2 separate regions of the Homo sapiens genome follow, and region 1 is linked to region 2. A link is a loop called in an ENCODE intact Hi-C map of the cell type or tissue named here. Cell type or tissue: chondrocyte. All regions are shown on one strand. Each heading gives the region's core, and the rest is flanking DNA. Links, peaks and the distances in the headings are about the cores only.

What was found. Peaks named below come from ENCODE experiments on the same cell type or tissue, not always from the same donor. Only the 100,000 strongest peaks of a DNase experiment are listed, where the experiment ranks them.
Region 1: it touches region 2 in a loop (4-fold over the local background); 61 of 110 quality-filtered maps call a loop at or near these places.

What each region holds. Positions count from the first base shown.
Region 1 is chr5:17,196,299-17,212,222 of GRCh38, forward strand. The region is part of intron 1 of BASP1-AS1 (BASP1 antisense RNA 1); the gene reads right to left. It also overlaps the pseudogene DCAF13P2. Among named protein-coding and RNA genes, the nearest start is that of BASP1-AS1, 13 kb to the right of the region's middle. RefSeq lists a silencer at 7,179-7,258. In chondrocyte, for the core only: CTCF peaks have their summits at 7,219 (motif pointing left) and 7,438; no DNase peak of the experiment used is centred there.
Region 2 is chr5:16,784,320-16,800,243 of GRCh38, forward strand. MYO10 (myosin X) reads right to left here. Exons shown (of 41, transcript NM_012334.3): 4 at 10,327-10,514. Among named protein-coding and RNA genes, the nearest start is that of MYO10, 140 kb to the right of the region's middle. RefSeq lists enhancers at 9,907-10,434, 10,435-10,962. In chondrocyte, for the core only: CTCF peaks have their summits at 6,674, 6,905 (motif pointing right) and 7,113; a DNase peak (open chromatin) is centred at 10,382.

The sequences.
Region 1 (15,924 bases), core at 2,536-10,535, 410 kb after region 2:
CAGGAGTCTTTTTAAGCCACTTGTCCATTTTTTGAGGGTTAATTAAGCTAACACATGAGCCACGTGTACTGCGAAACAGGACAATACATGGGAAGTAAGGGGTGGGAAAGCCTGTTTGTGAGATGGTCAGTGTGTGTATAAACTTATCCTCGCTCCCGTCACGCACACCACCTTGGGATAGATTCATACACTCACTGACCATCTTACATACAGGCTGAATGAAGATATAATGTCAATTGCTATAATTAATGTTGACAAAACAGAAGGCCCAACGTGCTCTTGCTGTCTGTCATTTTGTGCACCTTCAGTGTGGACCTGCATCTCTTTGGGGAATACTCAAAAACTTTTTAACCTGACTTCTAAGACCTTTTGGAGCCTGGACTCCATCGACCCTTCCTGGTTGGATGGTTGAACAGCTCCTGTAGGACCCAAATTGGACAAAAGCAATTAGCAATTCAGTCCAAACGGATTGCTCACTGTCCTCCCTCTCAGCATGTGTTGTGTTTGCGTCTAAGAATTCTTTGGCCTGACTTTGCCTTGTGTAAGTAAAGTTCCGCCTTCCCAAGGAAACCCAGGGCAGATCTTCCCACTCCACAAAGTCTTCCCCTGTAACCTCAAGGCAGCAACGAGCTCTTCTCTCTCTGACTCTGGAATTATTTTTTTTGGCAATTAGTCAAACTGCCTGGTGAATTGTGTTCTTTTTTTGTCCTTAAAACTTAAACTTGTATTATTCTTATTCTCTTTTTACATGCTGGTGTCGTATCTCCCCAGCTAGACTGGTAATTCCTTGATGATGAACTATGTTTTCTATTTCTTTTTTAAAAAATTAACTTAAAAAATCAAGGTAATATGTATATGTAATTTAAAACGTTATCAGTACAAAAGAGCTTATAATGGAAAACACCATTCCCTACTCATTCCTTCCCATCTTTCTTTTTGCTTTCCTTAGGGGTATGGCCTTCCAATACTTAGTTGGTTTTCCTGGCAAGTTCCTCTATATTTTACTGCTCTTTTTCTAATTTTTGATTTGTCACATGTAGACATTGTTTACTGAATTTCTGTTATGCGATATAAGCATAGGGTGTTCTGATAGCTCTCCCTCTCATCTCCCCTTCCCTGCTTTTTCAGCCTTGCATTTTCCCAATATGTTGTAATTTGTCGTTAAATTACTAGTCAGGATTTACATTGTTATGACTATATAAATATGGTTTACCACTGAGCCAAGTAAGGTATATGAACTGATTCCTTTTTACAAACTTTTGTTTTTCCTGAAGTTGCCACCTTTTCTTATGTGTTATGTTGTCTCTGAAAGTGTAATTACTTCTTATTTCCAAGTGTCTTATCAGTATTAGTTTCCAAATTCTCAAATGCATCATAATCTTTTGGTTTAATTGATCTGACCTGGACCAGCTCTTGTCTGGATTGGCTGTGCTGTTGTTATTCTGGGACTTCCTTCTGATGCTCCCTTGTGTTGGACACCCTCCTTTTTGATTCTATGTCTCTCTTCTCCTTGGCTTTGACCCTCATTCTGACAGTCTTTAAAAGTCTGAATATGTCTATTCTATCCTTTCTTTGGATGGATAGATTGGTTGGGTATAAAATACTAGACTGGCCAGGTGCAATGGCTTATCCCTGTAATCCTAGCACTTTGGGAGACTGAAGTGTGCAGATTGTTTGAGTGTAAGAGTTTGAGACCAGCATGGGCAACATAGCAAAACCCCATCTCTACAAAAAGTACAAAATATTATTCAGGCATGGTGGTATGCTATGGTCCCAGCTACTCAGGAGGCTGAGGGGGGAGGATCATCTAAGCCTGGGAGAGTCGAGGCTGCAGTGAGCCATGATCATGCCACTGCTCTCCAGGCTGGGTGGCAGAGCAAGACCCTGTATCCAAAAAAAAAAAAAAAAAAAAAAAAATCTAGATTGAGAGCAATTTTCCTTTAGAATTTTGAAAGTCTTTATCTTTTTACATCTAGTATGGCGATTCTGATTCCTGATTCCATTTGTTTGTTTCCTCTCTGGAAGTCTTCTGTATCTTTTCTTTATCTCCAGGGTCCTGAGATTTCAAGATGGTGTGCTTTCTTATGATCTTTTTATCCATTCATTGGGCTTGGCACAGAGTGTGCCTTTTTAATTCAGAGACTTGTGATCCTCAGTTCTGGGAAAAGTTTGCCACAATCTCTTTGATAATTTCTTCTCTTCTGTTCTTTTTCTGGAATTTCAGAAATGTTGGTCCTCTTGTTTTGAATCTCTGCCTCTTCTTTTCACTCCTGTTTTCTATTTCTTGATATTTCCATTTTCCTTTCTAGCATTTCTTCCATATTGTATTCTAATCCTCTACTGAAATTTATATCTTGGTTATCACATTGTTAATTTACAAGGAATTTCTCTTGCTTTCTGAACTTGTTTCATGTTTTCTTGTCCTTATTTTATGAGGATACTTTCTTCTTTAATAGCTCTGAGGGTATTGATATTATGTATATATATCTCCAGTTCCTGTATCATTTATTTCCTTTGGAGTCCTTCCCGCCAGACTTCTTTAGCTCAGGTTGCAAGTTTTCCTTTCTTTTTTTTTTTTTTTTTGAGATGGAGTTTCACTCTTGTTGCCCAGGCTGGAGTGCAATGGTGCAATCTTGGCTCACTGCAACCTCCACCTCTTGGGTTCAAGCCATTTTCCTGCCTCAGCCTTATAGGCGCCTGCCACCATGCCCCGCTAATTTTGTGTGTGTGTGTGTGTGTGTGTGTGTGTTTAGTAGAGACGGGGTTTTGCCATATTGGTCAGGTTGGTTTCGAACTCCTGACCTCAAGTGGTCCACCTGCCTTGGCCTCCCAAAGTACTAGGATTACAGGCGTGAGTCCCCGCACCCAACTGCAAGTTTTCTTAAATACCTGGCAATCCTTGGCTGTCCTTTTATAATTAAGACTAAAATACATAAAAGCAATTTGCAAGTTTAGGCAGAGCTTGTGAAAAAGTGGGTTTCCCAGTAGGTGCAAAACTCATTTTGGCTAGAGAGCCAGCTGGCCTCTTCATTAGGGAACCTGGTCTCCAGAGAAGCCTCCAGTATCCTATTGGTGGGTATTTTCCTGGTTACAGACTTCTGGGATCAGATTGTGGAAAATGGAATAGGCACGCTCACATCAGTTGGCTGACTAAGGTTAATTTCCCCATTTTCAGGTCTGCGCCTCAATCTCCCTCCTCTGTGCTTATCAGTAACAAACAAATGGACTGGCGCCACTTGGAGTCAGTTTCTCCAGACGTGTTTCCAGACAAGGGTGGGAATCAGGGAGCTTGGAGGTGCTTGCCTCTTGAATGATTTGGAGGGAACCCCTGCCTCTAAGTCCTGGGCCTTGGAGGATTTCTGTAGGTGACAGGCTTTCAGACCCTCCAGTGAAAGAATTACAGTGTAAACTGCTTTCTTCTTCACTCAAGGGCCCAAATGAAGGAATATTGCTGTGAATTATCTGAATGGGTGGAGTCTGTGGTGCTTGATCTGGGTGGAAAGAATCGGTGGGAACTGCAGTTCAGAATCGACATCACTCAGGACGTTTTTGTTAACATGCAAATATTCAAAACTGTATGAAAAGCACTAAGTTGACATCAATTTGAAAGTACATTTGCATTCTTTGGGACCTTAGAATGCATCTGCATTTTTGACATTCAGCTACGTCAAGGAGATATCAAAATAATTCTAATTTGGCACCAAATAGGCCTGGCTCTTTTACCCTTCCCTAGCACAGATAGGGGTGTGTGCATTTGCCTTTCCTAGGTGCCAAGAACTCACTATCATAAGTGGAAGAAGATAATCATTCAATATAATTGAATCAAAATTTAAGAGTATCTTAGGTTGAGTGATTTCTTCTTACTGGTTGTTTTGAGCAGTCAAAGAAATGTGTACCTTCTGAACTATAAAAGGCCACGAAGGCAGAGTTGCAGTGCCAGGGAAATTACTGCTAGTGGCCCGAGACATATTCTGGAGCACATGCGTCCCATGAATTGGCACTTTGTCCTCTGCACTTCTCACTGCTTTCCATGGAGAGGATATCGTAACCTCTTTATTGGACTCTAAATCTCATTTTAAACCTCTGAATTATGCCAACACTTTGTAAGGGAAATTAGATAGTTTTACATGGGCTTTTATCCTCAATATGGCAGATAAATTGAATGAATGAATAGTGATCAAGGATATTAATAATATGTATTCGTTGCTTAAGATATACCACACATGGGGCTAAGGATTTTACAGATATGAGCTCACTTATTCTCACAGTCACCATATATTGTATCAGTTAACTTGGACTAAGTAATGCCTCAGTTAAAAAATAGTCCCCAGATCTCAGAGGCTCATAGCCATTCATGTTTACTTCTTGCCCACATGCTGTGTCCGTCATGGGGCTGTGTCATGGAAGCAAGTGCAGTACGTGGGTGGAGATTGGCAAAAGGAAAGGAGTGATGGCAAGCCAGGAGCTAGTTCTTGAACTTCTGTTCAGACGTGAAACACATCACATCTCCCCGCAATTCAATGGCCAAAGCAAGTCACAGGGTCCCTCCTGACCTCAATGGGCCAGGGAGGTTTTATCCTACTACTTGGAAGGGCATCTCAAATCCCATGGCCACGTGCGACATCAGTGGATGGGGAAAGCACAGTCCTCCACCAGGGAGGGGCAACAAATGTTTTGGGTAATACAACCCCCCACAGATAGATACTGCTATTCTCCCACTCTACTGGTGAGGAAAATGAAGCAGGGTAAGGATGGCGTCCAATTCTCAAACTCTATAAAGGAAGCAATTGATTTGAACACCTAAAAGACTATATAGATTTTATCTAATTCAAATGCAAGCAAAGCAAAACAGAACAAAAATACAGTGTCAGGGACATAATCACACAGAAGCATCAGAATCAAACCCTATATATCACTTTTTTTTTTGAGTCAGAGTCTAGCTCTGTCATCCAGGCTGCAGTGCAGTGGTGCAGTCTCAGCTCACTGCAACCTCCGCCTCCTGGGTTCAAGCGATTCTCATGCCTCAGCCCCCCGAGTAGCTAGGATTATAGGCGCCCACCACCACACCCAGCTGATTTTTGTATTTTTAGTAGAGATGGGGTTTCACCATATTGGCCAGTCTGGTCTTGAACTCCTGACCTCAGGTGATCCATCCGCCTCAGCCTTCAAAAGTGCTGAGCCACTTTGGGAGCCCGGCATATAGGCGTGAGCCACCACCCCCCGGCCTATATGCCAATTTTAAAAAAAGAACAAAAATTAATTTTCACCTGAATTTTCAATATCCCAGGGTGTAGTTAGGGGAAAAAAATATTAAGAAATTCTCTATAAGGAAAAACACCAAGAGATTTCTTTTCAAAAGAGCCAATCTAAGGCTGGGTGCGGTGGCTCACGCCTGTAATCCCAGCACTTTGGGAGGCTGAGGCTGGCGGATTGGTTGAGGTCAGGAGACCTGCCTGGACAACATGGTGAAACTCTGTCTCTACCAAAAATTACAAAAGTTAGCCAGGCGTGGTGGCGCATGCCTGTAGTCTCAGCTACTCAGGAGGCTGAGGCAGGAGAGTCACTTGAACCCCGGGAGGCGGAGGTTGCAGTGAGCCGAGATCGCACCACTGCACTCCAGCCTGGCAACAGAGTGAGACCGTGTCTAAAAAAACAAAAACAAAACAAAACAAAACAAAAAACAAAAAAAGAGCAAAACAAAAACAGCCGATGGAATCTTATCTGACTTATACAAATGAAATTCAGATTCTAAAATCAAGAGTCCAGACACCTTAGGTGATCTCAGAGAAGATCCTGTTTCATATGGGGGATTCTCTAGTGTTTTACATTTCTCATGTGACTTTGAAATTTGCCAAATGTAAGAAATAGCTGAGAGGCAGTAAGTATTGTTATTTTCAGGGGAAATCATTTCTACGAGAAAATAGGAACCCGGAATGAAAAGCTCGTGGAGTTTGGCGGGAAGAACAACCAAGAGGAAGGTGAAGATGCTGAGCTGGAACCCGGATAACTATGTCTGTGAAAGCAAGTTGGATTTACAGACTTCCCAGAAACTATGATCCTACCCTACATCCTTCTGCGGTCCCACGAGAATACTTAAGAGCTTTAAATGCTGTCAAACTGGAAAGAGTATTTGCAAAACCATTCCTTTTTCCCTGAATGGTCACTGAGACGGAGTCAATTGCTTGGCAAAGCATCCAAGGAGCCTGGCTCCTGTCCTTTCTGGGCCATGTGATGGAGAGGTTAGAATCTGGAACCTGACTCAACGGAAATGTGTCCGTACAATACAAGCACATGAAGGCTTTGTACGAGGAATATGTCCTCACTTTTGTGGGACTTTTCTTATTTTTTAATTTTTTTTTTGAGACGGAGTCTCGCTCTGTCGCCCAGGCTGGAGGGCAGTGGCGCGATCTCGGCTCACTGCAAGCTCTGCCTCCCGGGTTCATGCCATTCTCCTGCCTCACCATCCCGAGTAGCTGGGACTACAGGCGCCCGCCACCACGCCCGGCTAATTTTTTGTATTTTTAGCACAGATGGGGTTTAACCGTGTTAGCCAGGAGGGTCTCGATCTTCTGAGCTCGTGATCTGCCTGCCTTCGCCTCCCAAAGTGCTGGGATTACAGGCGTGAGCCACCGCGCCCGGCTGGGAGTTCTTTTTTTTTTACTGTTGGTGATGACAGGACTGTGAAGCAGTGGGAATTGGAGGGCTCAGGCTATGGAGAAGGGGAAGTCCTTTTGCATATGGTATTAAGAAGGCGGCGGACACTGGGACTGATCATCACTGGAAAGAAGCTGTTTTTGCCACATGTGGACAGCAAGTAAACATTTGGGATGAACAAAGAACTAATCCTGGCCGGGCGCGGTGGCTCACACCTGTAATCCCAGGACTTTAGGAGGCCAAGGCGGGTGGATCACAAGGTCAAGAGATCAAGACCATCCTGGCCAACTTGGTGAAACCCCGTCTCTACTGAAAATACAAAAATTAGCTGGGCGTGGTGGCACGTGCCTGTAGTCCCAGATACTCGGGAGGCTGAGGCAGGAGAATCGCTTGAACCCAGGAGGCAGAGGTTTCAGTGAGCCGAGATTGCGCCACTTCAGTCCAGCCTGGCGGCAGAGCGAGATTCCATCTAGAAAAAAAAAAATTCACTTAAAAGTCATACTGGGCTTATTACTTATTACACAGTAGAAATTAGCCAAGTAAGCGATACTGTTTTTTTTTGAACAAGCCTGCCACCTTGTGGTTATTTGGAAAACCAGACTGGCAAAACCAGGGCTCTGCAGTGCCTTTGCTTCCACACATACTTATTGAGTGTCTAATGTCACAGTCACCACGCTCTGTTCTAGGCTCTGAGCTTACAGCAGTGAATGAAATGGACTAGGAGCCACACTATTCTGGAGTTTATGTCTCATAGCATAAGAACATGTGTATCTAAGTTAGTATTTGGAAACGTATCCCACCTTCATCAGCCTCTTAACCTAATAGCCTACCTACATGGGAGCCCCTCTTCCCTATCATTCTTCATTCTGTAGGTAGGCAAAATACCCCTGTTCCTATAAAGCCCATCCCTTTCCTGTTTCTATTCCCTGCACCCAAACACACCTTGCCTTTTCAAGGACTCAAGGACTCAAGGACTTTGCATCTGTATCTGGCTCCTCTTCCTCCAACATTCAGCTCCCTGGCCCTTGTATACCTATCAGCATATACACACGCTCTCAAAAGCCTTCATTACAAAACCTTTTCCTTAATCCAAAATTCTCTCTAGCTAATGCTGCATTTCTCTGCTTCCTGTCACAATCAATAAAACTTCTGGAAAGTTTCGTCTGTGTTCACTGTCTCCATTCCCCTCCACTCACCTTAGCCCAGGGCATCTGTTACCACCACTCCCCTGGAACCTGTCCAGCCAGCGCCACACACCACTCCCATCCCCAAAGCGCCCCTGGGTCCTCACCCCACTCTATCTCTCAGCACTGAACACAGCAGACTGCTGCCCTTGCCTCCTTCCAGCAAGCCTTTGTGGCTCTCAACTAGCGGCACCCTGTACCCACTACCATCCTCTCCTCATGATCGCAGGGCTGGCTCTCATGGCTCAGCTCTCCTCCTCCTACACACCTTCCACAAGCGTTCATTAGAAAGCGGCCCCTCCTGAGAGGAAGCACTATCTGGAGTGACCTTATTCTTTTTACCTCTTATGCCTGCAAGCCTTGCGTCTGCCCTGTTTGTTGCTGAATTCCCAGCACTCAGGAATCGTTTCCAGTGTTTAGTAGGTGACTCAAATTATGTTTAGTTTGCATATGTTTAAAATTCATGTTGCCATAGTGGCCACCCCATCCCCTCCTGGTGTAGGGGCAATCTGGTATTGCAAAAACAGAAGCAGAAAGGCGTTGAACTGACTGGAGCAGCATCTTTGGCACTGAGAAGATCCTTTAACCTCAATATGTCTTAGATTTTCAATTTATAACATGAAGAAATTGGACTACAGTGCAGATGACAATGACATATCAGCTTTGGGGTGAGATCAGATTAACTGGCAGTAGAATCTGGGGCATAGTATTACGAAATACTTTTTAGCCACAGAAAGAATGCTTTGATTGATTGATATTGATTGGTTATCAATACCTACCCCGAATGTGGGAGGGGACTTGGCTGTGTATTTTTGGACATGGTTTCTTTCAGTTCTAAATTTTAAAGAGTGTTTTAAAAAGCTTTTCAAAACATTGTTGTTTCAACTGAATTTAATTTAATTTAATTTTTTTTGAGATGGAATCTCGCTCTGTCACCCAGGCTTCAGTGCAGTGGTGCGATCTCTGCTCACTGCAACTTCTGCCCCTGGATTCCAGTGATTCTCCTGCCTCAGCCTCTCAAGTAGCTGGGACTACAGGTATGCACTACCACGCCTGGCTAATTTTTGTATTTTTAGTACAGACAGGGTATCACCATGTTGATCAGGCTGGTCTCGATCTCCTGACCTCAGGTGATCTGCCCGCCTCGGTCTCCCAAAGTGCTGAGATTACAGGCATGAGCCACTGTGCCCAGCCTCAGTTGAATTTTAGAATTGAACTAGACAAACTTTTGAAGGGTTCTCAACATGTAGTGATATAATAAAAATGAAATTCAGACTCAGAATTATTAAACTGCAGTCTTCAGGAATTAATCTAAGATAACTGAAAATACATCTGCATCTATTCATTTAGCCAGGATTCATCTGCTATCCTATATCATGAGGTAAAAGTATTATATTGTAGAATGTTAAAAAATGTCCCATTCAGAAAAATGTCGTGCACTAAACCTGGCATTTATTCTGCTTCCTATTTCATTTCCTTTTATCTCTATGCCTTTTAGTTGACTGACATTACTTGCTTTCTTCCCCCCATTTTGCTTCTCTACAAGGAGATAATTCCAGATTACATTGGCAGATATTTCAAGCTATATTTCAATTACTAGGATATTGTGAAATTCATGAGATTAAAATAAAATAAACCTCAGAAGGGAGTATAAGCCTCTCCTAATGGAAATTGGGATTAAATTCAAATGTCATCACCTTATGTCATAAATGTTTTGAGTGGATGAAAAAAACAATGAAATGTATTTAAATACATGAAAGAATGTACAGAGTTAACCTTAGTGAAAAGAAAAAATAATGATTTGAGAATGTGGAAATATTCACATGAAATTCTGTATATGACATGTTAAAAAATTAGAGAACTCTTTTTTCTCCATTTATTTGTTGCTCCCAGATAATTTCCTAAGGTAGATAAGATAATACATATTAAAGCAATTTGAGTTATTTGAAAGGAACCTTCAAACTCACATTATTATAGTTTAGGAGTGATTTTAGCAGAAGCAAATTATTAATGATACAGATCAGGAATGGGCAAACTGCTTCCCTTGTGTCAAGAGTGACCTGCTAGGTGTTATGTAAATAAAGTTTTATTGGAACATAGCCATGTCCATTTGTTGACACATTGTCTGTGGCTGCATCCTGATACAGTGGCAGTGGTGGGTAGTGTCAACAGAAATCTCATGGCTTTCAAAGCAAAATATATTCACTATTTGACCCTTTATGAAAAATTTTGCTGACTTCTGCTCTAGATTATCAGCATCTCTATCAGACTCTGTATTTCTGAAGGCATGGACTCTGTGCTTAAACTTAGTTTTCAACTGTTCTTAAAAAAATATGTTGGCCAGGTGCCGTGGCTCATGCCTGTAATCCCAGCACTTTGGGAGCCCAAGGCAGGAGGATCACCTGAGGAGTTTGAGACCAGCCTGGGCAACACAGTGAAACCCCGTCTCTACTAAAATACAAAAAATTAGCTGGGCGTGGTGGCAGACGCCTGTAATCCCAGCTACTCGGGAGGCTGAGGCAGGAGAATTGCTAGAACCCGGGAGGCAGAAGTTGCAGTGAGCCGAGATCCATCACTGCACTCCAGCCTGGGCGACAGAGCAAGACTCCGTCTGAAAAAAAAAAAAAAAAAAGTTAGGGTCGGGCGTGGTGGCAGCTCACACCTGTAATCCCAGCACTTTGGGAGGCCAAGGCGGGTGGATCACCTGAGGTCAGGAGTTTGAGACCAGCCTGGCCAACATGGTGAAACCGTGTCTCTACTAAAAATGATTCCAGTTACTTGGGAGACTGAGGCATGAGACTCGATTGAACCTAGGAGGTGGAGGTTGCAGTGAGACAAGATCGAGCAACTGCACTCCAACCTGGGCAACAGAGAGAGAGACTGCCCAAAAAAAAAAAGTCAGTACTTTTGAGATTATCAGTTAATGACAACATTAAGAAATATAATGACATGGCTGGGCCTGGTGGCTCACACCTGTAATCCCAGCACTTTGGGAAGCTGAGGTGAGTGGATCACCGGAGGTCAAGAGTTTGAGACCAGCCTGGCCAACACAGCGAAACCCCGTCTCTACTAACAATACAAAAAAATCAGCCGGGCGTGGTGGTGGGCGCCTGTAATCCCAGCTGCTCCAGAGGCTGAGGCAGGAGGGTCGCTGAAACCCAGGAGGCGGAGACTGCAGTGAGCCAAGATTGCACCACTGCACTCCAGCCTGGGCAACAGAGTGAGGCTCTGTCCCCCGCCAACCCACCAAAAGAAAAAAAAATATAGTGACAAACACAAGTTTATGCAGTGGGTGGCATTTTTTATACCAGTAGTTACATATGTCCTTTAGGCTAATTCCACTTCCCCACCCTCAGGTGGGGTCTTCAGCATCCCCATCCAAGAAGGAGCTCTGGAGGCTGAGGCAAGAGAATTGCTACAACCTGGGAGGTGGAGGTTGCAGTGAGCTGAGATCACGCCACTGCACTCCAGCCTGGGCTACAGAGCGAGACTCTGTCTCAAAAAAAAAAAAAAAAAAAAAAAAAAAAGTCAGGGTCCGGCGTGGTGGCTCATACCTGTAATCCCAGCACTTTGGGAGGCCAAGGTGGGTGGATCACCTGAGGTCAGGTGCAGGTGTCAGGTCCCTGGTCTTCCGGTTCGGATCTCCTCCCGGTGTTCCCCAGGAGCCACTTAGGGTGCCTCTGTGTGGATCCAGGGGGTTGCTGGGGAACAACTGCCCTCCTCCTGGCCCAGGTTGCCTCTTCCTTTCTCTGTGCTTCCTGCCTCTTGCGCTTCCCCCCAGCAATTTGCAGGCCCTTGAACAGGTTTTTTTAATAGGATTTTTAATTTTATTATTAATGAATTTTTAAAATTGAAAAGTAAAATTATATATATTTATGATGTATACGACATGATGTTTTGATAGATGTATACAGAAAATGTGAAATGACTACATGAAACTATTTAACATAGACATGGCCTCATATAGTGACTACAACTAGTAACAATATATTGCATACTTGAAAATTGCTAAGAGAATAGATTTTAAGTCTTCTCATCCTTCAGAAGATTTGAAATAGCTACTAACAAGACGTGGGGTGTCCATTGTTAGAGTCCCACCGTGCCCTTCCAGGCAGAAATGGTGGCCATAATGCTGTGGTTCATGCCTGTAATTCCAGCACTTTAGGAGGCTGATGGGGGTGGATCACCTGAGGTCAGGGGTTTGTGACCAGTCTGGCCAACATGGCGAAACCCTGTCTCTACTGAAAATACAAAAATTAGCCAGGCATAGTGATGCCTGTAGTCCCAGCTACTTGGGAGGCTGAGGCAGAAGAATTGCTTGAACGCAGGAGGTGGAGGTTGCAGTGAGCCAAGATCGCACCACTGCACTCCAGCCTGGGTGACAGAGAGAGAGAGAGAGAGACTCTGTCTCAAAAAAAAAAAAAAAAAAAAAAAAAAGAAAGAAAGAAAGAAAGAAAGAAAAATGGTGGCCAAATATAAACCAAGGTCTTAAACTCAGAAGCTGGAGGAGGAAGAGGAGGAGGCCCTTAAAATACAAATATTTCTTATTGTTTTTCTGCCAACACAATACTTGAAAAATCAATTTTTGTTCTTCAGTATTTGTTTAAAGTTCAACCCAAAATGTCTGGCATTTAGTGAAAGAAATCTGGGTGGAGGGGGGCAAGAACTCCCTAATATCTGTCCAAAATCCCCCAGGAGACTGGGGTCCCCAGGTTGAAAAGCTCTGCTTGAGACGCAAGAAGGGAGGCAGAATCAGAAACTGAGATGTGTATGTTTTGAAGAGACCTTCCTTCCCCAGTGGAAATCCTGACACGGACCAAGGACAAGCTTCCAGCTCCTTCCCTCCACCCTCCAGCCCATGGAGGGAGAATCTCACTGTCAACTCCAGCACAAAGTTGCCTGTCTGGACAACATTATTTTTACCTTCTTAGAAAAACACTTTGGAAGAATTATATGATGGTCTCTGCCCTTTGGAGGTTGATATATTTATTAGTTCATTTTCACACTGCTATAAAGAACTTCCCTGAGACTGGGTAATTTATAAAAAGAGGTTTAATTGACTCACAGTACTGCATGGCTGGGGAGGCCTCAGGAAACGTATTATCATGATGGAAGGGGAAGCAGGCACGTCTTCCATGGCAGCAGTGGAGAGAGAGAGAGCAAGAGAGGAACTACCAAACACTTATAAAACCATCAGATCGCATGAGAACTCACTCACTAACACAAGAACAGCATGGGGGAAACCGCCCCATGATTCAGTCACCTCCCACCATGTCCCTCCCTCAACACCTGGGGATTACAATTCAAGATGACATTTCGATGGGGACACAAAGCCAAACCGCATCAATATAATATGTGGCCTGACGAGAAAATTTATTTATCTCTAGTAAAAATATACATGAAAAAATTGACTTTAAGAAATTTAGGCTGGGCATGGTGGCTCACGCCTGTAATTCCAGCACTTTGGGAGGCGGAGGCAGGTGGATCACCTGAGGTCAGGAGTTCGAGACCAGCCTGACCAACATGGTGAAACCCCATCTCTACTAAAAATAAAAAAATTAGCCAGGTGTGGTGGTAGATGCCTATAATCCCAGCTACTTGGGAGGCTGAGGCAGGAGAATGGCGTGAACCCAGGAGATGGAGGTTGCAGTGAGCCGAGATCGCGCCACTGCACTCCAGCCTGGCGACAGAGAGAGAGACTTTGTCTCAAAAAAATAAAAAAAAGTTGTAATGGTCAGGCATGGTGGCTCAAGCCTGCAATCTCAGCACCTTGGGAGGCTGAGGCGGGGGGGTTGCTTGAAGCCAGGAGTTTGAGACCATCCTGTGCAATAAAGTGAGACCCCATTTCTACCAAAAAAAAAAAAAAAGTTTTAGGATGCCTTGGTGTTGAGGCTCTTGGTTGCACTGAATTTGTTTAATTTTATTGAAGAGCAAAAGTCATAAAAATCAGCATAGCCCTGATTCAGCAGCAATGCTGTGTCATAGAAGATCATTCAGAGATACTGAGAAGAACACAAAAAACAATGTCATATGAAAAACAGAACTTTGTATTAGTGTTATGGGCTCATCAATACAAAAAGGTTAATATATGAATGGAGAAGGTAGGGGCTAACTGTAGGCTAAAACGTTCTTTTCCTGTAAGCGCTAGTCATTTGATCAATGACCTCAACATGAATAAAGCTAGAGAGGAGTTTCCTTTGCACTAGAAGTGAACTGGAGACCTGCACCAGGGGTGGAATATCTTTCTATTTGCTCTGAGGTCAGAATGAGTGGAAATAATGCAACGAAGTCAAAGGAGAAGTGCTAGGGTTTTGGCCCCATTCTTGACTCACATGGCGTCACTCATTGTAAGATGAAGAAGCAGAAAGACGCAGAAAGCAGATGTATGGTGTTAAAAAGAGTCCAGGGGGGCCGGGCTTGGTGGCTCACGCCCGTAATCCTAGCAGTTTGAGAGGCCGAGGCAGGCGGATCACCTGAGGTCAGGAGTTTGAGACCAGCCTGGCCAATATAACGAAACCCAGTCTCTACTAAAAACACAAATATTAGCCGGGTGTGGTGGTGAGTGCCTGTAATCCCAGCTACTCAGGAGGCTGAGGCAGGAGAATTGTTTAACCAGGGAGGCGGAGGTTGCGGTGAGCCAAGATAGTGCCATTGCACTCCAGCCTGAGTTAGAGTGAGACTCCATCTCAAAACAAAACAAGACAAAACAAACAAACAAACACAAAGCCCAAAAAACAGCCCAGGGAAAGTTGATAAGAAGGCAGGGATTTCTTAGCCCTGAACAGGAATCCTGAGCAACTCCTAAAATTGTATATTCTGATTACCAAAGTAACAAATGGTCATTGCAAAAACATTTGTTCAACATAAAATGTTATAACATGGAATGAAAGCTAAGCTGTCCTCTATCCCACCTCTGAAATGACACCAGTGCCCGGCGAGATCCACTCTTAGCAGTCTGGGGTATTTTCCCATGTTTTTGTTTATAACATCAATGGGACAGTCTCTACATACTGTTCAGGAACTTGCTAGAGGCATCTAAGAAGTTGTTTTTGACAACTTCCCTTGTGTTTGATTTTGATAAAACTAATACCTTAATTACCATGAAATTGCTTTTCTTTTTCTGTCCAAGTTTTTCCAGGAACACTGAGGCTTCAAGACGGTGACCATGATTTCCTTGTCGCGTCAAGTACCTTGCTACATCATGTGTTCATCTACCACATTTTCATACATGCCCTTCCGTTTCCCTTAAAACTACTGACACAGTAGTTGGGTCTTGCTTGTTTGTTCAAACCCGGCTCTCTTATTTCTTATCACTTACTTTCTTCCTGTGGAAAGAAATCATTCTGACACTGAGTTGAACTTATCTGAGTAGGAGATTCCTAGGCTTGAAATGCAAGAGGGTTATGGTATCTGTTTGGGAGTCTTAGGGAGTTTATCAAAAAGCAGAGTTAGGTAGACACTGGAATTTGGTCCGTATTTGCACTTTAGAGAAGTAGGCAAAGCAGCATCCCTTAATGTATTTACTTATAGTAAAAATGTGCATCCTTTGCATTCTGGTTAGCAATTTGCTTTTGCACTTACCAATTTATTTCGGGCACCATTCCTTGCACTGAAGTTAAAGTAGAAATATTCTAATTATGGTAAGGGCTGATCTGAGAGTAGAAGCAGGTGGTGCTGAGGAGTGGACGCAGCACACACTATTTAACACTAGGACCTCTACAGTCTCCATTATTCAAAGGTGGAGCCATGTGATTAATTGTTCTACAACATTCTTTGTGCCATTTTAAGGTAACTTGTTCTCTGACTGGTTTAACGGGTGACAATGGGGGAAGGGTAGCCAAGGAATCGAGGACTGTTTTCCCAAGACTGAGCTTGCTATGCCATAATCCCCTCCCTGGTGTCTGTAGGAACAGGTAGGCACTGCATGGAAAAAGCCCTCGCTGCTTAGGAGGCTATCACCTTTTTACCATTGGTTTGTTACAGGAAAGGGTCCCAATCCAGACCCCAAGGGAGGATTCTTGGATCTCATGCAAGAAAGAATTCAGGGTGAGTCCATATAGTACATTGAAAGCAAGTTTATTAAGAA
Region 2 (15,924 bases), core at 2,682-10,681:
GCAGGAGCTGGAGGGTGGTGATGACCTCATCAAGGCCACCTGTAGGAAACGCAGCTCTGGAGGAAAAGCTCTAGAAGGACCGAAGGGTCCCTCGGGAGACCAGCTGCTGCCGTTGTTTAGGCCCGCGGTGGCCAGGTCCCAAACACAGTTAACAAGGCTGGAGACGGAGAGGAAGATACGGACATGAGAGAGACTTGAACGGAGAAACCCCATCCATCTGGCATATGGCACCATGCTTGGTGTTGTGCAGAGAACAGAAGTAGCAAAGAGGCTGGAAACTTACAAGAAAGGTAAACTGAAGGGATAAGCAAGAGCACAGCCATACAAACGCCATCACGAGGCAGCACGCTGACAACCGCTGAATGGTGGGATGGGCAGATGAGCCCCTTTTGCGTTCTAAAGAGAAGTCCTGTGGAGTACCAAGAGCTGGGACGTTATCAAGAAAGAGGAATTTTGCTAAAAATGTGAATCAATTGCATGTAATAAAAGAGAAGAAATGACTCAGAGATGACGCCAACATGCCGGGCTGGGTGCAGGGGTCCCAGGGATCTCCACTGGTCTAGACAACCACAGTCCTTTCACCTGCTCTGCTAGCGACAGGCCTGGGCAGGGGCCAGTGTCACGATTCCACAAAGACATAATGTCGTAATGTCAAGGGTACTGTGGGCTCCTAGGGGAGGTTTGCGCGCACACACACGACACTGGGCGGAAATGTCCCTTTTGCGGCAGACAACAAAGATCTGACGATCTAAACCTGTCTTGAAATCATAAAGCAAAAGCCAAGAAAATCAGAGGCAAGCCCAGCCGGGGCGGGGGCTGAATCCACATCCCTGAAACTGCCCTGCCTCATGTAGTCTGAAATAGTAAAAGGCAGCATAAATTAGGCCACCTTTAGTTGGGGTTTCCCTTACCAGCCACCAGAATCTTCCCAGTACAGAGCTTAGCATACATTGAATAACTGGCATCTGCTCGGCCCAGTGCCTGGCACGGGGGAGGCATTCAACAACAGTGCACAGAATGACTCACAGAAACCAAGAGAGACAGTTTCAAGGAACGATTTAAATCATCTTCCATATTTAAAACATATCTATATTGACGCGACAGCTGTTGGTGGCTGAGTTATTAAAACAAAAACTAGAAGGTTAAGTTGTCTAGTGAAAATGGTGAGGCCGAAACAATGTTATGTGTTCCTCAACCTACCTCTTTATCCTCGGGCACACAGAAGCCGAAAACATTTAGACTCCCTTGCAGTAAAAACAGCAGGCAGAGGCCGGGCACTGTGGCTTGCGCCTGTAATCCCAGCACCATGGGAGGCTGAGGCGGGTGGATTACTTGAGGTCAGAAGTTTGAGACCAGCCTGGCTAACATGGTGAAACCCTGTCTCTACTCAAAATACAAAAATTAGCCGGGCGTGGTGGCGCACGTCTGTAATCCCAGCTACATGGGAGGCTGAGGCAGAAGAATCACTTGAACCTGGGAGGTGGAGGTTGCAGTGAATGGAGATCACACCACTGCATTCCAGCCTGGGCAACAGAGCCAGACTCCATCTCAAAAAAATAATTAAAAAAAACAAAAAAACAAAAAACCCGGCAGGCAGGCAGTAACAAGGGGACCAAGTGTAGCCAGTTGAACAACTGAGCCATGGGGCTATCAGCCACTTCTATGCCTGGTAGCTAAAAACCCCCTTCACAGTCCTCTGGGCTCCACCTTCCGCTTGCCACCTAAGTGTCCTCAGAGATGGTACATCTCCCAAGCAAAGAAGCCTACAGAGTAGACTCGAGTCCCTCCCCTACCCACCAGGGGCCGGAGAGGAGCAAGAAATAGACCATCCCTGTGTTACACCCCTAAGATTTGATGGCTGTCTGTCATAGCAGCCAGCCTACCTTGGCTCACCGAATATGGCAAAAATACAATTATGGAGAAGATACGATACTCTTCAAACTCTACAGCAGAGGCTTGGTCAAAGAAAGAAAACCCAGGATTCTCGTCGTCATAAAGATGCTTCAAGAGTGTATGACACATTGAGAAAAAATACGGCTGGAAATGGACCAAGTCATGGATATCAATCTCTGTCAATCTCTTATACAGGTGGAAGATCTCCTATCTGAAATGCTGGGGACGAGAAGTGTTTCTGATTTCAGATTCTGGATTTTGAGAATATCTGCATTACACCAACTGAGTAACCCTAAATCTGAAAATATGAAATCTGAAATGGTCAAGAATCTGAAACTTTTTTTTAGTGCCAACATGACATTCAATAGAAATGTTCTTTGGGGTTCTTTGGGGCAAATTTTCACATGAGGGATGCTCGACCAGTATAATGCAAAGATTCCAAAATCCAAAAACATTGGAAAAAACCTGAAAGCTGAAATATGCCTAGCCCAAAGCATTTTGGATAAGGGATACTCAAGCTGTGCAAGTAAAACTTGGAAAAACCCTCAGATTTGCACAGAGCTCTACGGTGGTGGCTCTCAACCCTGGCTGCATATTAGAATCACCTAATAGGTCCCTCGTCCAAACCTGTGGGTGTAGAACTCTGTCATTTTTATTTAAAAAAAAAAATTTTTGGCCGGGGGCAGTAGCTCACATCTGTAATCCTACCACTTTGGGAGGCCAAGACAGGGAGATCACTTAAGGTCAGGAGTTCGAGGCCAGCCTGGCGAACATGGTGAAACCCCGTCTCTACTAAAAATACAAAAATTAGCCAGGCATGGTAGCGGGTGCCTGTAGTTCCAGCTACTCAGGAGGCTGAGGCAGGAGAATCACTTGAATCCGGGAGGCGGAGGTTGCAGTGAGCAGAGATTGCATCACTGCACTCTAGCCTGGGTGACAGAGCGAGACCCAAGACCCTGTCTCTCTTTTTTTTTGAATGATTCTACTATGAAGCCAGGTTGAAGAACTGCTACTCTGGAAAGCAGCCTCACATAATTCAGATAGGACTCTACCAGGAGGTAAGTGGTGTCTACTCATATATTGGGCTGTGGAAGTGTTTTACAAACAACAGGGCAAAGAAGAAATATAATTAAATAACTCACAAACTGCTAAAACCCAGAAATATGCCAGATGTCCCGAGATACTAATGTCAAGGTCACAGACTCTGCAGGTAGTACATTTCTGTCTAACCCGTCTCCTCCTCCTCCAGCCTGCAGTTCCACTTGGTCCTCATTAGCCCAAGGCAATTACAGTTCTATGCCTTGTGCCAGCAGGCCAGCCAACACAAACACAGGCTTTGGCAAAAATGTGTGCATTCAGATTAACCAAAAGGAGCTTATATTGTTTTGTTTTGCTTTAAAAAAAAAAAAAAAAAAAAAAAAACTTTCTAACTATAATAATGAAAATGTGAAAACAAACCCAAAGCACTGATGGGGGGCCACAGGCTGTATTAAAAATTGTGAGAATTTTTTGTAAGCACAATGGAAAGTCACAAGACAGTTCCTAAGCAGGAGAGTGTCATGATCAGATTTAAGCTTCTAAAGGATCGTTCTTTTGTGTGTGTGTGTGTGAGTTTCGCTCTGTCTCCCAGGCTGGAGTGCAGTGGCGCAATCTTGGCTCACTGCAACCACCACCTCCCCAGGTTCAAGCGATTCTCCTGCCTCCCGAGTAGCTGGGATTACAGGCGCCTGCCACCACGCCCAGCTAATTTTTGTAATTTTTAGTAGAGACGGAGTTTCACCATGTTGGCCAGGCTGGTCTCGAACTTCTGACCTCAGGTGATCTACCCGCCTCGGCCTCCCAAAGTGCTGGCATTACAGGCATGAGCCACCAGGCCCCAAAGAATCATTCTGACTGTTGCGTGGAGAATGGACAGAAAGGAGGCAAGAGAAGAATCAGGGAGACCAAAAAGGTGATGCGGGAAGGGCCGCGGGGGCAGCAGAGATGAAGTGAGAGGCCCAAGAAAGACTGGAGGGAAAGGGACAGGATTGCTGAGGGGCCTGGCCAGGGGGTGGGCAGCAAGTGACAGGGAGGCATCAGGGATGACTCCTGGGGCCCCTGAGTGTTTGCTGGCGTGATGATTCAGGAATTGGTACCACCAGGTTTGTGCATTTGTCAAAACTCATCAAACTGGATGCTTATGACTGGCATACTTTACCGTGTGTAAGTTTACCTTAATTTGGTGGCGGCGGGGAAGAATCACTTCCAGATCTCAGGCTTGGGACAGGGTAGGATGGAGAGGCTACTGGCTGAGAATAGGAGGCACAAGAGGAGGGACAAGTTTCTGGGAGAAGATGATACTGACTTTAGAACATGCCACCCCTGAGACATCTCAGTGATGACACCTAAGGGGCACTGGGACTTAAGTCTGGGACTCAAATGAGAAGTTGAGGGTGTATAAACTTGGAGAGTCCTGCAGACTCAGAGAAGAAAACGCAGGTGGGTGAGAAGACAGCAGATGAAAAATGACTGAGAAGCTGAGGAGTGGCCGTGGAGAGCCAGGAAGAAATATAGGATGGGGCGCCATGGTGGGGGGCGTGGGGGCAGCTTGCTGAGACGAAGGAGTAGTTGAATGAGGCTGTGGAACCAAACGAGCATCTTTTGTATTTTTTTCCAAGATGGAACATACTAAAAGATTTTGAATAACGTCAACAATCCAGTTGAGAGAGAGGTCAAAGAATCCAGGGCAAGGAGGCTCAGAGATGCAGCAATGTCCTCGGGTGAGCAGAGAGGAGGGATCCATGACACACCTGAAGGAAAAGGAATCTGATACGAGCAGGGCCTTTGGTGCACAGGACACGCTAGCCTCCCAGCAGCACACATCAAGGCTGGCAGTTTTCTAGATCCAGCCCATGTGTCAGCAAACAATGGTCCTCAACTCTGACCTGCTGCCTGTTTTTATAAATAAAGTTTTATTGGAACACAGTGCAGGCTGTGCGTTGCATACTGAGTGCTTTCACACTACAAGGGCAGAGTTGATTAGTTGCAACAGAGGTGCTTTCGCCCACAAAGCCTAAAATATACACTCTTTGGCTCTTTACACAAAACTTTTTGCTGCCATCTATAACACTACTTAGAAATCAATTCCCTTGATCCACATGATTTTCTCAAAATATAAATCGGATCATTCCTTCAATTGTTAGATGAACTTGGGAAACTTCTCTACTGCCTAAAAGATTAACTCCAAAGGTCTTAGCAAGCCAAACAAAGCCCTTTTGTTTGGAAGCTGTACCAGAAAGTAGGATTCTGTTCTGGAAATACAGACTTCACTCATGCCTGTAATCTTAGCACTTTGGGAGGCTGAGGCAGGCAGATCATTTGAGGTCAGGAGTTGGAGACCAGCCTGACCAACATGGTGAAACCTCATATCGTAAAAATACGATAAAAAAAAGTTAGCCAGCCATGATGGTGCACGCCTGTAACCCCAGCTACCTGGGAGGCTGAAGCAGGAGAATTGCTTGAACTTGGGAGGAGGAGCCGAGATTGTGCCACCGCACTCCAGCATGGGCAACAGAGCAAGACTCTATCTCAAAAAACAAACAAAAAACAGAAATACAGACTTCACAGGCAGAGAGACTGAAGTTCAAATCCTATGTTTGTTGCCAATAGCTAAAGTTTCTTCAGCAAGCCAACCAAACAGTTCTGGGCCTCGGCTTCCCTACAGAAAATGCCTCTTGGGCCCCTCTGAGGAATACACAAGAATAAGTCTTCTCGATGAATTTCAGTTCCTTTTTCTTTGTGTTTCCCACTCCACCTCTTTCATCTGCTATATTACAAGAGCACGCCCCCATGCCTTATTCTGCTTGGTGCCTTTCTAATCGAGGATGCAAGTTTTGTTCCGCATTCCAACACTATCACCTCTAAATGTATTTCTAGAAATAGAAAAAGACCAAACACTCAATTACCAGTCCAGGACATGGTTAAGTAGAAATCACTCAAGTTTTGAAAAACCAAAACACACAAAGCAAGCAAAGATCCTGAACCAACAGTCATTCTGTATATTCATCCTTTGATTGGCAGCTGTTGAATGCTGGTCCTCTCCCAGACACTGTGCTGGGTACCAGGCTGCAAAGATGAATTAGCCACAGGCCTTGTCTGTATTATACACCTTAAGAAGTCATATGTACTGCAAAGACCACATGATATGGTTTGGCTGTGTCCCCACCCAGATCTCATCTTGAATTGTACTCCCATGGTTCCCGCCATGTTGTGGGAGGGACCTGGTGGGAGACGACTGAATCATGAGGGTGGTTTCCCCATGCTGTTCTCGCAGTAGTGAGTGGGTTTCATGAGATCTAATGGTTTTATCAGGGGTTTCTGCCTTTGCATCTTCTTCACTGTCTCTTTGCCTGCTTCCATCCATGTAAGACGTGACTTGCTTCTCCTTGCCTTCCACCATGATTGTGAGGCTTCCCCAGCCACGTGGACCTGTAACTCCAATTAAACCTCTTTCTTTTGTAAATTGCCCAGTCTCGAGCATATCTTTATCAACAGTGTGAAAACGGACTAATACACCATAATAAACTAAACCCTGTCTGGCCTATACGGTGTATGAAAAACTAGAGTCAATGTCAAATGTACTAGAGATCAACCAAAGTCAAACACTGACCTTATGAGATGGAAAATTCAAGTAAGTTTTAAATTTATATATATATATATATACACACACACACACACATATATTCAAAACTGTAATAGCATGAGCATTCATTTAAATGTACACAAAAATGGCAAAATTAAAACTAGACCTTAAGAGAGGCAACAACCTTGAAAATGAAATCAAAGGAAGAGGCTTGGACTAGAAGCCCAGGGACCTGGCATTGCCACCAAGTAGCAGAGGAGCCTATCCAATCGATGTTCACTTATAAAGCGAGAGAAAAATTGATCTATGAAGTCCTATATAATTCAAACAGGCTTATTTTCTCAAGCATGAGAATGTTTTTAAAGTAGTAAAACACATTTTAGCCAGCAGGGGGCAGATCATGCCCAAGGAAATCTAAACAGGGCTCCTACGTCCAGCAACTCCTATTTCTATATTCCATTTTCTCTTAATTCCCACAGCTTCAACCCCCACTTTAAAAAACTGCTGAAGAGAGCTATTAAAACTAAAACACATTTTAATGAGAAATCTATTCTTAAAGTCTCTGTTTCCTGAATTAATTTAGATAAATACAGTTACTCTGTTCACATCAGCATTGCATAATTGGAGCTTTCTGTTTGGGATCCACCCCCCTCTCCCCCTTATTTTTAAATACCATGAAAATGCCAACCTCCTTCCGTTTTAATACATACATACACACACACACACACATACACATATGCACAATGATCTCATTTGATGTTTCGCTTTCTTCTTTAGCGGCTCTGTCTAGCAAATGATATATTAGTCATGCTCTCATTTTTTCCACTGAATGTAATAAATACAAGCAATTATCAATGGCAATTATTTAAGGATCTAAGTGTGGACACCAACTTGATCTGTTAAAATAGATTGTTTTCTTCCCTTCTGTTAATCTTCTTAAATTATATTCTGTATGCTGAAATAATGATCTTTAAATTCTAACTCCAGAACTTTTATGAAGTCATTTAGAAGAGCCCACAAATAGTGGTTCTAGTCACAGATTAAATTGTTTTATTGGGTATGTGAATCTTAAAAGCTGTTTCTATATTAAGCAGCCGCTTCATTTCGATTAACTGCAAGCCGTTATGATCCCTATCTGTTTAACTGAATACACTGACAGTCCCTCTATCCAAGTTGTTTCTATGGCCCAACACATTATTAGTCCTGTTAGACTTTAGGTAACGAGAAGACAGTACCTCTGCCCATATGCTCCCCTCCTGTTAGACACACACATACATACACACACACACACACACACACAGAGAGAGAGAGAGAGAGAGAGAGAGAGAGAGGGAGAGACAGAGACAGACAGAGACAGAGACAGAATTCAGCTGTTCATATACATGTAATCCCCATTTGTTTAAAAAAAAAAGGAACTACAAAAAAGATAACGGGTAAAAACTGCCAGTGAGAAGAACACAACCCCTGCAAATGGCTTTCCGTGTGTGGCACCTGCAGATATCATCATAGAGCACCCAAATCAAAGGGCTGTCAGGGGTTTCAATGTGCCGATGCCTGGCAAGCTCTTGGCACAGAGTCCAACACGCAGAATCCTTCAGAAACCATGAGCCATTATTTCTTATCCATCCTCAATCAGCTCTCACATGGGATAATGCTAACATTCTCCATCCATTTCCCTGCCCCAGGGTTTCAGAGGGGCCTCCTCTGGCACCTCTGTCCTCCCCCAACCCCAGTCCCTCCCCACAGGAGCGGGGGGCGGGGGGCTGCTCTAAGTGCTCTGGGGTGAAAGGAGAAAGGCAGCACCTGCCTGCTTTTCTCCACCATCTGGGAATCAGTTTCCCACAGTCATCATGGCCACCAGTTACCTGGCTATACCCATGACCAGGTGGGTCTGTCTGTGTGATTCGGGGCTGCAGTGCTCACAGGCCCACTTGGCTGGGAGTCTTAGGCTGACATATGGCTCTCCATATGTCTCCTGTGGTCTTACTTCCACTGAATCGGAAATCCGGAGAGAGGGGTCTTTTTAGTGTCCCCCCCTCCCCCGACATCACCCGCCAAATCCAAACCACCCTTTCCTCTCCCTTTCCCATTCCTCCTGAAATAACATAATAACTATTCTGAGGAAATAATATAATTATTCTGAGGACGAGAGCCAAGTTGCCACAAGTTGGGACTAGAAAGCCATCTGAAGCAGATGTCGGAATCTTCGTTCACACTGGCAGCTTTACAAGACTGTGGCTCCTCAGTAACAACTATACCCCGTGAGTGAACTCCTGCGAGGAGAAATGAATGAAGAAATGCTTGGCGCCTCCACGGAAACCTCACTAGAAGAGACTGACATGCATCCCGTCTGCTCTGAGTATCACCCAGGGGTGTGAGGATCATCACTAGAGCACAGGTCCAATAGAAATAATTAACAAACTCCAACAGGATGTCAATAGCATACATGTGATGAGGTCAATTTGAATGTTAATAATAAAAATTAAGAAATTTTATTTATTTATTTATTGAGAAGGAGTCTCACTCTGTCACCCAGGCTGGAGTGCAGTGGTGTGATCTCAGCTCACTGCAACCTCCACCTCCGGGTTAAAGTGATCCTCCCATCTCAGCCTCGCAAGTAGCTGGAACTATAGGCATGAGCCACCGCGCCTGGCTGATTTTGCATTTTTAGTAGAAATGGGGTTTCATCATGTTGGCCAGGCTGGTCTCCAACTCCTGAACTCAAGTGAACCACCCTCCTTGGCCTCCTAAAGTGCTGGGAGTACAAGTGTGAGCCATTGTGCCCAGCCAATAAATATTTATTTTAAAAATACTCGCCGGGAGCGGTGGCTCACGCCTGTAATCCCAGCACTTTGGGATGCTGAGGCAGGCGGATCACCTGAGGTCGGGAGTTTAAGACCAGCCTGACCAACACAGAGAAACTCCGTCTCTACTAAAAATGCAAAATTAGCTGGGGTGGTGGCGACGCATGCCTGTAATCCCAGCTACTCGGGAGGCTGAGGCAGGAGAATCACTTGAACCCAGGAGGCGGAGGTTGCAGTGAGCTGAGATCGCACCATTGCACTCCAGCCTGGGCAACAAGAGCGAAACTCCAACTCAAAAAAAAAAAAAAGAAATTCTACTACTTTTTTAGACAGTTTCTAGTAATAAAGGAGCTGATATTGGGGCTCCTAATAGTTTCTTTGTAAAAGCGAGTACGACTCAGCTAAAATAGACATGCCAAGTGCCTTCTCACCCACTAAAAAAAAATATTGAAATAAACATGCCCTTAACATACACACAGTAAGCCCCTCTTCTGTGGCTAATTAACTTTAAGAGCACCCTATTATTAAAAATTCCTAAATTTGGGAGATTCTATCTAGAGTTATTTTATTGCAGTAGAGAAAAAAGAAACCTTGTTCACATACATAAGCCTTGTGAGTAGCACTGTAGGCTATATAAAACATTTAAATTTGAAAGAACTATGCAAGATTTCCTTAAACAGATAGAAGGACCATGCCTCATCATTGAAATAAATCAAAGAATAATTAAGGCAAATAAATGTTGCTTTAAAAAAAAAAAAAAAAAAAAGGAACAGAATGGAATAATTATTCTGAGGACAAGAGCCAAGCAACATGGTCCATCTGCTTTGCTAAGTAAGCTCCTTCTGAAAGCTGAAGTTACCATGCCATTCAAAACAGAAAACTCTGTCGGAGAAACTCAGGCGGTTGTAAAAGCTTCCTCTGGTTAATGCCCTAAGGAGGCTGGGGTTGGGGGTGCGCGGAGGGACTCCTGGGCCATGGGAAAGTCCGACTGGCTGTGAGCCCCGTTACCTGATGAGGATGCACTGGTTGTCGTGGCGCTTCCACAGGCAGCGGTAGCACTCGTTGGCGATGGCGAAGATGTGCGGGGGCAGCTCGCCCAGGTGGCGCCGGCTGTACTGCTCCATGGTGGCAGGCTCGTACAGCCCGGCGATGGGCTGGTAGGGGTTCACGGAGGCCAGGATGGAGCCGATGTAGGTCTGCAAGCACAGAGTGAGACAGGGATGCGTCACTTCTAACCCAGGCCACTGGATGAGCTCCAACAAAACCCACCGAGTGTGCGCCAGGGGGAAAGACGTCTTCTGTCTCCCGGGTGCACACTGTCCCTGCCTTTCTGGGTACCAAATCTTGATATTCTGGACAAATGAATGAAGCCATTTCAAAGAGGGATGGCAGTGAAAGGGAAACAAGAGAAGGAAGATGGTGAGGCGGCCCAGGCCCAGTCCCTGCTCCCCAGGCCCAGATCCCTGCTCCCCGCTGACCTCACCAATCTTAATCCCTTCCCATGGGCAAAGGACTGGCCAGGTCCAGTCTCCTGTCTCATTAAATGGCTACTGTGAAACAGCATGGTTAAAAAGTGACGGGACAGAAAGGAGAAGAGAGGTAGCCAGGGGTTGGGGGAGAAGGACATTTACAATTTAATGGGTGCAGAGTTTCTATTTAGGGTGATGGGGAAGTTCTGGAAGTGGGCCGGGCCTGGTGGCTCATGCCTGTAATCCCAGCACTTCCAGAGGCTGAGGCGGGCAGATCACCTGAGGTCAGGAGTTCAAGGCCAGCCTGGCCAACATGGTGAAACCCCATCTCTACTAAAAATACAAAAATTAGCCAGGCATGGTGATGCCTGCCTGTAATCCCTACACAGGAGGCTGGGAAAGGAGAATCACTTGAACCCAGGAGCCAGAGGTTGCAGTGACCCGAGATAGTGCTACTGCACTCCAGCCTGGGCGACAGAGTGAGATTCCATCTCAAAAAAAGTTATGGAAGTGGTTGGTACTTGTGGATGCAGAACATTGTGAATGTCCTTATTATTATTTATTTTTATTTTTAATTTTTTTTGTAGAGACATGGTCTTGCTTTGTTACCCAGGCTAGTCTCGAACTCCTGGTTTTGAGTGATCCTCCCTCCTTGGCCTCCCAAAGTGCTAGGTCTGTGAATGTACCTAATATGACTGAATTGTACACTTCAAAATAGTCAAAATGGCAAATTTTATGCTATGCAGAGTTAGCTACAGCTTTTAAAAGATAACGTGACCATTTCGAAAATGCTAGGTATCAGACCGAGCGCAGTGGCTCACGACTGTAATCCCAGCATTTTGGGGGGCCGAGGTGCGAGGATCTCAAGATCAGGAGACCAAGACCACCCTGGCTAACAGAGTGAAACCCCGTCTCTACTAAAAATACAAAAAATTAGCCAGGCCCGGTGGCACACACCTGTAATCCCAGCTACTCGGGAGGCTGAGGCAGGAGAATCTCTTGAACCTGGGAGGTGGAGGTTGCAGTGAGCCAAGATTGCGCCACTGCACTCCAACCTGGGCGACAGAGCGAGACTCTGTCAAAAAAAAAAAAAAAAAGAAAGAACAGAGAGAGAGCGAGAAAGAGAAAGAGCGAGCGTGCGAGAGAGAGAGAGAGAGAAAGAAAGAAGGAAAGAAAGAAAGAAGAAAAGAAAGAAGGAAAGAAAGGGAAAGAGAGGAAGAAAGGAAAGAAAGGGAAAGAGAGGAAGAAAGGAAAGAAAGGGAAGAAAAAGAAAAGAACAGAACACAACACAAAAGAAAAAGAAAGGAAAGAAAGGAAAAAGAAAGAAAAGAAAGACAGAAAGAAAGAAAGAAAGAAAGAAAGAAAAGAAAAGAAAAGAAAGAAAGAAAGAAGGAAAATAAATAAATAAATAGAGGCTACAGAGTTACCAAAGCTTAATGCCTTAGGCCTCTCCATGTGGACATAACTATTCACTTCTACTTTTACAGGAAATACTAACTCTGATTACCTGGCTTCCAGGCTCAGACACAACTAGGGAAGTCAGTCAGACAGGGGTGGGAGCAGAGAGTCCTGCAACCACCATCAACCACTAACCACCAACCAACTTTTACAAAGCTCGTACAGTGTGTCTAGGGCTTTATGGGCTGTTAAGGGCTGATTCATGCCTTCTCCCCAAATTCACATGCTGAAGCCCTAATCCCAAGTACTTAAGAATGTTACTATGCTTGGAGATAGGGGCTTTAAATAAGTGACTAACTTAAAATGAGGCCATTAGGGTGGGCCCTAATCCAATCTGACTGGTGTCTTTGTTAGAAGAGGAAATTTGAACACACAAAAAGACACCAGGGATGCATACACCCAGGGGGGTTGGCGGAGGGTAACAAAAAACAAGAAAACTAGACAGAAAGTCCAAACATCCTGAGAGCATCTATACCATATTATAGCAATTTGTAATATTTTATATTCATAGTATCAGCCAGGAACATCAAGCAAAGTATTGTTTTGTTCAGTATAACTTTTCAAATGCAAATAAGTCCATACAGGTTGAGTATCACTAATCCGAAAACCAAAATCTGAAATGCTGTAAAATCTGAAGCTTTTTGAGCACCAACATGATGCTGAAAAGAAATGTTCATGGGGGCATTTCAGATTTCAGATTTTCTGATGAGGGATGCCCAACTGGTAAGTATAATGCAGATACTTCTAAATCAGAGAAAATATCAGAAGTCCAAAACACTTCAGGTCCCAAGCATTCTGGATAAGGGTTACTCAACCTGGAATGTGTTTTGGAAATAATATGAAGCAAAAGATTTAAAAAAAGGTTAAAAACATAAAAGATATTACCATATGACCCAGCGATTCCACTCCTAGATACATATCAAAAAGAAGCGAAAGAAAATACTCAAACACTTGTACACACATGTTCACAGAAGCACCATTCACAACAGCCAAAGGTGGAAACAATGCCAAGGGCCCATCATCAGATGAATGGATGTGGCATACCCACACCATGTAATATTACTTAGCCACAAAAAGGAATAAAGTGCTGATCCATGCTACAATGTGAATGAGCCTTGGAGACATATTAAGCCAGACACAAAAGTTCACATATCCAGAATAGGTTAAGTCCATAGAAACAGCAAGATGGGTGGTTGCTAAAAGCAGACAGTGGCAGGAGAGGGGAATGACTGCTTCACTGGTACAGGGTTTCCACCTAAGGTGATAAAAATATTGTAGAACTAAGATACAGGTTGTATGGTTTGAATGTTTGTCCCCTCCTAAACTTGTGTTGAAATTTAATTGCCATTGTAACAGTATTAGGAAGGTGATTACAAAGGTAAGAGCTGATTATGTCATGGGGCTCTGCTCTCATAATGGATTAATGCCATTATTGCAGGAGTGAGTTAGTTATTGCAGAGTGGGCTCTTAATAAAAGAGTAAGTTCGACATGCATTCTCTCTGTCTCACACTCAAGCTTTCTCATCATGTGATGCCTCAGGCCATGACACAGCAAGAGGGTCCCACCAGATGCCAGCGCCATGCTCTTGGACTGGCCAGTCTCCAGAACCATAAGCCAAGTAAACTTTTGCTCCTTATAAATTACCCAGTGTGTGGTATCCTGTTTTGGCAGCAGAAAGCATACTGAAACAGAGTTGTTGGTTGTACAGCATTGTGAATGTACTAAATGCCACTGAGTTGTACACTTCAAAATGGTTAATTTTATGTTAAATGAATTTCACCTTAATTAGAAAAAAAAGATCTGGTGCTTTTATGAGTAAATGTTCAGGTCCTTGGAAACATCAACTCTCTAGAAAACCCATTTTGTCCTGTCGGAGCACTATGGGGAAGATTTGGCCAGAAAAAAAAAGATGGAAGTTGGAAAAAAAAAAGTGTCCTACTCCTTGGGATGCCTCCATCCTCCATCAGTGCCTGGACCACAGACACTCCAGTGCCTCCTTCTATCTAACATCTGCAGAGGTGAGGGAGCAGGCAGACAATACTTGAGGCTGTGAGTGCCTGGCCCCTTCCACTACTTTGTTTAAAATGCCATGTTTGTTTTCTACCTTTTTGATAGTTGTTTACATTATTTTCTTTTTTCTGCTAAGTATCAAAAATGTTCATTTTTACTGTGAAATACATTCTTATTTTTTTCCCTACTGTGACAGGACTGTCACTCTTTATGCAGCCAGGTAGGTCAGAGGAAGCTGACAAGCAACAGTCAACACTGCCAACCATCAACACGGCGGGCTCAACTGAGCACACACCAATCCTCTTCCTCAGTTGCAAGCAGAGGGTGAAAGCCACAGTCATGGGCATTAAGCTTATTATTAAATTTAATTAATTTATTATTAGGATATTCACCCATCATTAACACACCTTTTAAAAAATGATATGCCCATATCATTTTGCATGCCCCATTCATGACACGTTTGTATGGTTGCTGTAAAATTCTAAGATGAGCCTTTCTTTCTTAAGGCACTGATTTACTTATAAAACCATTATTAAAACTTCTTACACAGCTTTCTTCAAAAGAATGATCATGTTTTTTAAACCATATTCCTCCTCCTGGTTGGGGAACCTCACTAGCCATAGAGCATCCTTTTAAGATACTGCTCGTTCTGACAGTGTGGATGACATGGGCTTTGAATGAAGGTAGAAGACAAAGTGGCATTAAGCCTGTTAGCAAAGGTGAAGACGCAACATCCAAAATGGTCTCATGCTTGACTTTTTACAGTAATTCACACCACACCTTGTCCAGTGAAATAGTTTTTAAATGTTTCAGAATGACAATGTAGTAGCTGTGGCAACTAGAGACAACATATGCAACCCAGAAATCAATGTCCACAGGTCCTCTTCCACCAGAATCAGCAGTGCTTTAGAAGAGAAATACTTTTTTTTTTTTTTGAGACTGAGTCTCGCTCTGTCATCCAGGCTGGAGAACAGTGGCACAATCTCGGCTCACTGCAACCTTCGCCTCCCGTGTTCAAGCGATTCTCCTGTCTCAGCTTCCCAAGTAGCTGGGATAACAGGTGTGTGCCCCTACGCCCACCTAATTTTTGCATTTCTACTAGAGACGGGATTTCATATATTTTGGCCAGGCTGGCCTCAAACTCCTGACCTCAGGTGATCCACCCACCTCAGCCTCCCAAAGTGCTGGGATTACAGATATGAACCACTGTGCCCGGCTGAGAAAGGACTCTTAACAGCGGACGCTCCCTGGGGAGGCAGCCCACAGACTCTGCAGAATTATGTGGCATCCTTGCTGATGGTCACGCAGCTCACAAAAGGCATCGGGATACTCTCCTCTGCTAAGCCGAGTCCCTGCCACCCCACACTACTGCCACCAATCAATTCTGAGTCACCATCTTTCAGAAGAAAAGATAATCGGGCATGCTGTGAAACAGAACACTTTACCAGATGGCCTCAAAAAGCACACGGTTCGAGAGTGAAAGACCAAAACCATCCAGCTGGTTTAGTTATAGAAGATGTTAATCATGGCCAATGACCAGCACAGCTCTGGTGGTTGCACACTTTTCCTACAATAATATTGATCTTTGTATCTGACTCTTACAATAAAATGCATGCTTCATCTGTCAGTCAGCCTAGTGAGTTACCATGAAAAAAATATGGTCCCTCA